2 separate regions of the Homo sapiens genome follow, and region 1 is linked to region 2. The links are chromatin contacts, found by Hi-C or POLR2A ChIA-PET in ENCODE. All regions are on one chromosome and are shown on one strand. Each heading gives the region's core, a stretch centred on a gene start or an enhancer-like site at or near the end of the contact. The rest is flanking DNA. Distances are from core to core; before and after follow the strand shown. Region 1 overlaps WWC1 (WW and C2 domain containing 1). Region 2 overlaps WWC1 (WW and C2 domain containing 1).

The links. A loop is a pair of places that touch in the nucleus more often than their neighbours do. ChIA-PET counts read pairs that join two places held with the same protein, here RNA polymerase II (POLR2A). Pooled maps may share reads with other maps.
Region 1: a loop to region 2 is called in a map of PC-9, with 5 times the contacts of the local background. The contact joins two enhancer-like sites. A Hi-C loop is called at or near these places in 3 of 168 maps with a recorded cell type or tissue (Calu3, PC-9 and astrocyte of the cerebellum) and 4 of 50 pooled maps. POLR2A ChIA-PET finds 5 or more read pairs at or near these places in 5 of 52 experiments (CD8-positive, alpha-beta memory T cell, MCF 10A, PC-9 and 2 more).

What each region holds. Positions count from the first base shown.
Region 1 is chr5:168,399,842-168,404,144 of GRCh38, reverse strand. All of the region lies in intron 5 of WWC1 (WW and C2 domain containing 1), which reads right to left. Among named protein-coding and RNA genes, the nearest start is that of RARS1, 84 kb to the left of the region's middle. Within about 2 kb of position 2,129, at least 4 of the 41 ENCODE cell types and tissues checked have a DNase peak (open chromatin) inside an H3K27ac peak, as active enhancers do; they include PC-9, where a contact is called at or near this core.
Region 2 is chr5:168,315,116-168,319,908 of GRCh38, reverse strand. All of the region lies in intron 1 of WWC1 (WW and C2 domain containing 1), which reads right to left. Among named protein-coding and RNA genes, the nearest start is that of WWC1, 26 kb to the right of the region's middle. RefSeq lists an enhancer at 1,264-1,353. Within about 2 kb of position 3,450, at least 14 of the 41 ENCODE cell types and tissues checked have a DNase peak (open chromatin) inside an H3K27ac peak, as active enhancers do; they include PC-9, where a contact is called at or near this core.

The DNA of each region.
Region 1 (4,303 bases), core at 880-3,379, 86 kb before region 2:
TCGAATCCCTTGCAGGATGAGACAGAAGTGGTTTGTCTGCCAGGCCTCCAACAGCCTCTACCTGATTTCTTCAAGGGCCTTAGCAACCCGGCCTCTGGAATTTGGCTCCAGAGAGCGGCTCTGAGAGGGAACACTATTGGGATGAAGCTGGGTGGGGAGGGGGTCGGGGGAGAACAAAGGGTCACCATTATGCACACGGTGAATGAATCTTTTTTTTTTTAAGGGAAAGAAAAGTGTGTGTGTGTGTGTGTGTGTGTGTGTGTGTGTGTGTGTATGCATGTGTTTTAGGATTTCCAAATTCCTCAGCTGTCCTCTCTTCAGGCCTTGAGAGATTCACATACCCAGTAGCCACAGAGAGGTGGGGCAAAGGCTGACAGCAGCCAACTCCTGGTCCTGTCCAGACACCTCCTGCCTGGGCACGGCAGGGCTCGTGCTTTGTAGAGAGGTGCTGCACTGCCCTCCCCCGACAGGGGCGAGATGCCTGGTCTCCACTCTTCCCTATTTGCAAGGGAGCTGGCAAGTCAAAGTCCCAAGCTTTCGTCTTGATTTTTCTTTGCAATCTCCTCCAAGAGGCAACCTTTAATCCTCATCAACCTTTTCTCTCCTCTCTTTTTTAAACAGGTTGCTGACTATGAATTGAACTAATATGGATTCGTGGTCCAGAGTAACTCAGCTGCCCAAAGAAGCTTAGCTGGTGTCATCAGAATCATGACAGGTGACATAGCTGCTCTTCAAAAACAACAGAGCTGGCTGGGCACGGTGGCTCACACCTGTAATCCCAGCACTTTGGGAGGCCCAGGTGGGCAGATCACGAAGTCAGGAGATCGAGACCATCCTGGCTAACACAGTGAAACCCCATCTCTACTAAAAATACAAAAAATTAGCCGGGCATGGTGGCACGTGTCTGTAGTCCCATTTAGTCAGGAGGCTGAGGCAGGAGAATCGCTTGGACCTGGGAGGCGGAGGTTGCAGTGAACTGAGATTGCGCCACTGCACTCCAGCCTGGGTGACAGGGCAAGACTCTGTCGAAAGAAAAGAAAGAAAGAAAGAAAGAAAAGAAAGAAAAGAAAGAAAGAAAGAAAGAAAGAAAGAAAGAAAGAAAGAAAGAAAGAAAGAAAGAAAGAAAGAAAGAAAGAAAAAGAAACAACAGAGCTTTTGGCTGCTAAAGAGAAATTTTCTAATAGGGGAAATTACATGTGGTCAAAGTTATCCTGGAAATTCCTTAAGGATAAGTTGTACCTTTCTCCATGTTCTGCCGCAGGGTAGGCACAGAAGTAGAAGTGACTGGATAGCATCCCTGTTAGACTCTGAAAAAGGGGCCTTACATTTTCTGGGAATGAGGAGGGAGTTATCAGGGATGATGCTGGGAAGGGAGGTATTGAGCCATGAACTTCAAAATCCAGTAGTCCTGGGTTTCAGCCCTGTCACCTGCTAGCTGGGTGGCTTTGGGCATGTTTTCAACCCTTCCAGTGCCCTCATCTGTAATATATGGCAGGACAAAAACGTCTCTTAAAAGGGGGGTGAAGAGAATGAAATGAGGTGGCTGGCGTGAAGTGCTTCCCCAGCACACTGTCTAGCCCAGGGCAGACAAAGAGTTCATCCGAGTTCCCTTCCCAATACAAGCAGGCAACCAGCTAGAGGTCACCACCCCAGCCCACTCTCAAGGAGCTCTTCCCTCATGCCAGGCATTACCACACACTTGACACGGATTTTCCAATTCAATCTTTACAATCCCTAGTTTTTCAAATGAAGTCAAAGCTCACAGGGGTTAAGTCACTTTTCCAAGGACCCAGGGAACTGGGATTTGAACCCTGACCACCTGCCTCTCAAGACTACATTCCTGACCCTCTCTGCCAAGGTGTACATTAAAGGACGCATCTTCCTCCACACTGGACGCAGAGCCCAGCTTCCGGCTAAGGAGTGTGGGCGGCTGGAGCTGCCATGGAGTCTTATCTGTCCTGATATCAAACATGGGGCAGAGGGAGGGGAAGAAAGGAGGCTTGTCTTTGGGGTTTCAGCATCAGCTTACCAAACAACAAGAGTTTTCAATGCTGCTACAGGGTGACAAAGTGGTAAAACAGGTTTGCAGTGGCTCAGAGAATAATGGGAAGTGTTCTAACCAGAAGCTCTTGGACTGCAGTAGCCAGGAAGCAGAGAGAACCCATTCAGTAAAATGATGTGGGAGTGAGTAGCCCTTAAACTGTGTGCTCAGAAGCCATTTTGCTGCAAAGTGGAGGAATCAGGCTATTGCTTCAATAGGTCAAAAATAGGCATTTTCTAAGCTTATACTATTGCCCCAAACTGTCAATGGTGCTACTGAAGATTACCAAGAAGCATAAAGCATGGTTCCAGGCCTTAAAAAGTTCAGAATCCGGTTTGAGAGACAAGATTGGTATATGTATACACACATATATAAATAACACGTATATAACGTAGATGTAAACATACAGAAAGCCATAATTTATAATACTTTGTAAGACACAAAAATTACATACAATTTGTAATAATACAAAGCCATACTTTCTTACAGCATGTGTTGTGCTGAATTTGTGTGGCTCACCCCAGGCGGTGGGGACTTGTGGGGTGGGAAGACGTGAAAAAGAACCAACTGGTCCCTCAACGGATGACCACAGTTCCCTCAACTAATAGGGCTTGGAGATAGACAGCCAAAGGCTTGGGGCTATGGCCACAGAATGATGAGGGTGGATTTGAAATTCATGGAATGAGGAAAAGGTATAGCAGTCAGGGAGGGACAAAAAGCGAGAAACAGCCATCCATACAGGTGTGGCCTCCCTGGGAATGTAAGTGAGCTGCCCCCTTAGAAGGGAGAAATCTGCCGAGTGTCTTGCCTAGAGCTTCTAAGAGGGCTACCAGGTGACCTTCATAATGATTGTCCAGTGAGCCCATTGGATACACTGAACACAATTCAATGAATGAGTCTGTTACATGCTGTAGTTAATAACAACAATAAGCTAACATCTTTCTCTCTCCCTTTCTTAATTTCTTTCTCTCCTCCTCTCTCTCCTTCTTTTCTTTCTTTTTTTCCTTTTTTTCGAGACAGGGTCTCACTTTGTCAACCAGACTGCAGGGCTTGCTTTCTCTCTCTCTCCTTCTCTTTCTTCCTCTCTCCTTCCTTCCTTTCTTTTTTTCTTTCTTTCTTTGGAGAGAGGGTGTCACTTTGTCACCCAGACTGGAGGGCTTTTTCTCTTTCTCTCTCGTTCTTTTTCCTTTCCTTTCCTTCCCTCCCTCCCTCCCTTTCTTTCTTCTTCCCTCCCTTCTTTCCTTCCTCTCCTCCCCTCCCCTTCTCTCTCTCTCTCTCTCTCTCATTCTTTCAAGACAGGGTCTCACTTTGCCACTCAGACTGGAGTGCAGTGGTGCAATCAGCTCACTGCAACCTCCAACTCACAGGCTCAAGCAATCCTCTCACCTTGGCCTCCCAAAGTGCTGGGATTACAGGCCTGAGCCACTGTGCCCAGCCACAATAAGCTAACCTTTCTTGAGTACCTGCTAAGTGACTCAGTTTTCTCATCTATAAAATGGGGGTAGTTATATAACAAAGCATTCCTTACAGTGTTGCTATAGGATCAAAGGAACACACCTGCATGGAAACACTGCAGGGGTTCCCTGGCACAGAGTAACTGCTCAACAAAGCTTAGCTAATATCGTCACAATCACAACAGGTAACACAACCACTCTTAAGAAACAACGAAGCTACTGCGTGTTCTCACTTATAAGTGGGAGCTAAATGATGAGAATACATGGACACATAGAGGGGAAAAACACAGACTGAGGCCTCTGGGAGGGTGGAGGGTGAGAGGAGGGAGAGGATCAGGAAGAATAACTAATGGGTACTAGGCTTAATACCTGGGTGATGAAATAACCTGTACAACAAACCCCCATGACACAAGTTTACCTGTGTAACAAACCTGCACATGTACCCCGAACTTCAAATAAAAGTTAAAAAAAAGAAGAAGAAGAAGACACAACGGAGCTGTATTTTACCTGGCCACAGCTCAGCTTCTAAGGGTGAAAATTACATTTGGTGAAAGTTATCCTGGAAACTCCTTAAGTCACCCATAGAGCACAATGCATATGGCATTGTGCATACTTTTCTAGTAATTGGTTTTTGCTAGAAGAGATCATTAATCCTTCACTGAAGCACTTAGTGACTGCTTTTAGGGGATATGGAAAAAAGAAGTGTATTTTGTTTGTGTGCATATGAGACCCTACTGGATTGACTAGAGATGAGGCGTGTGCACAGAAATGCTGGGCAATACTTGTTTCTGTGACTGGATAGTAACAC
Region 2 (4,793 bases), core at 2,201-4,700:
GTTGATGATGACGTGGAGAAATTGGAACCCTTCTGCACTGCTAGTGGGAATGTAAAATAGTGGAAAACAGATGGCAGTTTCTCGAAAAATTAGAAATAGAATTACCAGGCCAGGCACAGTGGCTCATGCCAGTAATCCCAACACTATGGGAGGCCAAGGTGGGCGGACTGCTTTGAACTCAGGAGTTCAAGACCAGCCTGAGCAATGTGGCAAAACCTTGTCTCTACTAAAAGTACAAAAATGAGCTGGGTGCAGTGGCTCACGCCTGTGGTCCCAACTACTCAGGAGGCTGAGGCTGGAGGATCACTTGAGCCAGGAAGTAGCGGCTGCAGTAAGCTAAGATCGTACCACTGCACTCCAGCCTGAGAAAGAGACCTTGTCTCAAAAAAATAGATAAATTACCATGTGATCTAGCAATTCTCCTTCTGGGTATGTACCTAACAGAATGGAAAGCAGGGGCAACAAACACATATTTATTTATTTATTTATTTTTGAGATGAAGTCTATGTTGCCCAGGCTGGAGTGCAGTGTTGCAATCTCGGCTTACTGCAACCTCTGCCTCCTGGGTTCAAGTGATTCTCCTGCCTCGGCCTCCCGAGGAGCTGGGATTACAGGCACCCGCCACCACGTCCAGCTAATTTTTGTATCTTTAGTAGAGATGGGGTTTCACCATGTTGGCCAGGCTGGTCTCAAACTCCTGACGTCAGGTGATCCACTCACCTTGGCCTCCCAAAGTGCTGGGATTAGAGGCGTGAGCCACCACGCCCGGCTAACACATATTTATACACGTATGTTCACAGCAGCATTGTTCACAAGAGCCAAAATGCAGAAGCAACCCAAGTGTCCACCAACAGATGAACTGATTAACAAGACGTCGTGTATATGTGTGTATGTATGTGTATATATTGCAACACATTGTATGTATATACATCTCACATATGTACGTACAATGAAACATTATTCAGCTTTAAAAAGGAAAGAAATTCTGACACAGCCGACAACATAGATAAACCTTGAGAACATTATGCTAAGTAAAATAGCCAGTCACAGGCCAGGCATGGTGGCTCATGCCTGTAATCCCAGCACTTTGGGAGGCCAAGGCGGGCAGATCACCTGAGGTTAGAAGTTTGAGACCAGCCTGGCCAACATGGTGAAATCCTATCTCTACTAAAGATACAAAAATTAGCCAGGTGTGGTAGCAGGTGCCTGTAATCCCAGCTATTTGGGAGGCTGAGGCAGGAGAATAGCTTGAACCCAGGAGGTGGAGGCTGCAGTGAGCTGAGACCACGCCATTGAACTCCAGCCTGGGCAACAAGAGCGAAACTCCATCTCAAAAAAAAAAAAAAAATAGCCAGTCACAAAAAATGACAAATACTCTAAGATTTCACTTATATGAGGCAGTCAGAGAAGTCAAATTCATAGAGACAGAAAGTAGAAGTTTTCAGAGTTTCAGTTTTGCAAGATGAAGAGCGTTCTAAAGATGGATGGTGGTGATGGTTGCACAATATGAATGTAGTTAACACCACAGAGCTGTACATCGGAAATGGTTAAAATGGTAAATTTTATATTACATATATTTTGCCACAATTAAAAATAAATTTTTAAAAAGTAAACTAAGAAAAGGTATCTGTGTAATAGATCTCAGAACCTTTATTATTGTAATTAAGGTAAAAATTATACAATCTTATAAAAAATTGGGAGCTGGTAACATTTCTGAACTTCTGGAACCAAGAGAACATTTGCAAACAGATTAAGTGTTGTGGACTTTCCATGATCTGCAGGCCAAGCCAAAGAGGTGATTAGCAGGCTTAAACTACTGATTTCTAATCAGAAAGTTAAAAAAAAAAAATCATACTTTATCAAAGAGAGCAGCAACAAAGGGCCAATAAACCCAGGAGTTACACAATAGAAGCTGAATTGTGCAGTATACCAAGACCCTCGGGTCTCTCCAGCACTGCATTCCTATCTGTGAACGTGTTCTCAGAAAGCCAGGATTTTCATGACGTCACTGGGCTATTGCATTACACTGATAACGCATCATTCAACACTGTATGACCTCTCACAAAGGCAGGCAGTGACTCTGAATGAAAATGAGGACATCTGGAAGGACATATTCTAGGAGTCATTAGGCAATTAGATCTAAACTGTCCCAGTCCACTTGCCTCTCCTTCCCACATAATCCAGCCTTTTAATCTCTCCAGTAAGCTAGGATCCTGGGAATACTGAGGAGCAGGACTTCTTTCTCTCTGAAAAGGCCTCTGTGTTCACATTTCTCAATAGCTGTATATCCTAAGAGGGCAGGAGGCAATGGGGGAAATAGGACAGGATGCCTTGGTGGGGGAAGTCCTGGGTTCAGTGCCTGGGAACTGACAAGAAGCATGGGTCTGGAGAGTCATCGCAGCCCTGTCTACTCTGCACCCCACTACCATCCTGCCAACCCCTGGGCCACACCTCCCATCCTCACTGTCCAACAGAGCAGGATCTGTGGGATCTGGCTGCGAGCTCCAGGAAGGAGGCAGGACTTCCTCCAGTGCCTGAATTCCAGGCACTGCACCCCGGAGAGTGCGAGAGCTTAACTAATTCTCAAATCAGGACACACAGACAAACGCTCTGAGAAATGTCAGAGAACTCAAGGAGGGTGAGTGATGTCACATCAACACGCCAAATACCTTGAGACAATGCAGCACTGGCAGGCACTTGGCTGCGAAGTCAGAGAGCCCAGACTGAAACCCCAACCCTCTTGCCAACTTGCTGTGTGACCTCGGTAAGTTCCCTAACCTCTCTGGGCCACAGCTGCCTCATCTGGAAGGTGAGGACAAGTGAAAATGTAAATGTCTATAAAATCCCTCAGTACGTGGCAGCTATCACTACTGCCGGGTGAGGTTTCCACAGCATCTAACAAGATTTTTGAACTATATTGTCACTTTACTCTTTTTTGAATATGAAATCTTGACCAAATGATAACAATGTACTATTTTCTTCCTGGAGGCAAATCAAGTGTAATTTGGTGAGAAGGGAAGAGAAAGGGAATGGGTTCAGAAACAACATTCTCATAAAGAAAAAAGCACAAAAGAAACTCAGTAATTGCCAAAACCTTGTAATACCTGACTCCCTCATGGAATCCCAGCAAATTTCAGAAGGATTCGGATACAGCCCATGTTGAACTAAAGCTGGAGTCTCCCCTTGGACCAATTCAATTCCAGAAGCATTTGCTAGGGCCTGCTGTGCACTTAGCCCTCAGCTGCTCGGCCCTGCTGCCTACAACCCAGCCAGTCCTTTCTTTCTCTTCAAGTAACCAAGGGGTTCTTCACCTACTGCAGACGTAGAGGGCAGGCTGCCCTCACCTGGACCTCCTGGGCTGAGTCCCCTGAGGTCACAGCAGTCTGGGCTGACCCTAGAGTCTCGCTAGGTCAGGCCTCTCCTTTCCAAAGCCACCCTGCCCGGAGCCAGCCCCACAAAAACACCCCCAGCCCTCACATACATGCAGATAAGCGAGCCAGCTTCCAGGAGGCACCCTGGACTGGTAAAGCAGGTTTCTGGTGCTCAGCTTGTTAAGAATAAGGAAATGCATTTTGTTTTTCAGAGCCAGGTGATGGACAATGTCCTTTCGATCCCAGGCACCTGCTCTCCCTTCACTGATGCGATGAAGACAGCCTGTCTGGGGCTGCTGGTATCTTTGTTTGATTTCTGTTGGGTCAACAGTTACCAGTTTGGCAAATAGCAATTGCGAGCCTCACAGAGAAAATCGTGGTCGCAAATTCTGAGAAACGCTGAGGGGGAAGGACTCTTGGGAGTTTCATGGTCCAATAGTTCTATTCTTCAGCTTCTCCTGCCTGAAAAGAGGGGGGAGGCCTGAGCATTCTAGCTGTCCTGGGTTTGGGGTCAGCCCTGGGACTGGAAAACTGTTCTTTCATCTGTTTTTCTGTAGCAGGAAGAATGTCAAGCTATGGAGTCTCCCTGAAATACAGACAGGGATCTGAGCTTACACCAGGGACACCGCAGTCCCAAACAGGTGGGCTGTGCCTCCTGCCAGCCAGAGCCTTGGCCTCTTCTTGGGTCTGATGCTCGCCCTCTGGCCCCAGACTTGACCTAGGAGTTCAGACTCACCAGGAGAGGAGTCAGAAGGTGACAGCTTCTTAACGGGAAGCGACCATTCGTCACCCCTACTCTGTAGCCCTTCCGTTGCCGCTCAGCACCCTTCACTTGCACTGATTCCTTTCTTAGTACCAATTATAGGCAAAACTTTCTGCTGGGCCTGGAGAGACTGGGCAGGATGCTTCCCCATTCAGGGGAGCAGTCAGGCAGAAAGAAACTACTACTTTGTGGTAGATTCATATTAGGAGAAAACACAGTGGGCCCCTACACAAGATGGGACAAAGATGGCAAGGAAGGCTCCCAGGGAGAGGTGGCCCTTCAGCTGAAGTTCACCAGGTGGGGCAGCACAGGGAGGTAGTATCAGAGCGCAGCGGGCACACGGTGTTGACACAAAGGAACGATCAAGCAAAGGGGCAAAGAGAGTGAGAGGTTTTCGAGATTAAGGTGTATTAGAATCATCTGGGTAGCATATAAAAATGCAGTTCCCAGAAGCCCCACTGGGATTCTGATTCAGTAGGCTTAGGGTGGCGGCCCAGGAATCTGCATTTTACAAGCTCCTCTGGGGAGTCTAAAGCAGGAAGTCTGTGGACCACACTCTGAGAAAGCCTGCTTTGAAGGAATGGAAAAAAAAAAAAAAAGTTATTTGTGGCTTTGATGGAATATTGGTTTATTTTCCTGGAATGTTCCCAAAGGGACTT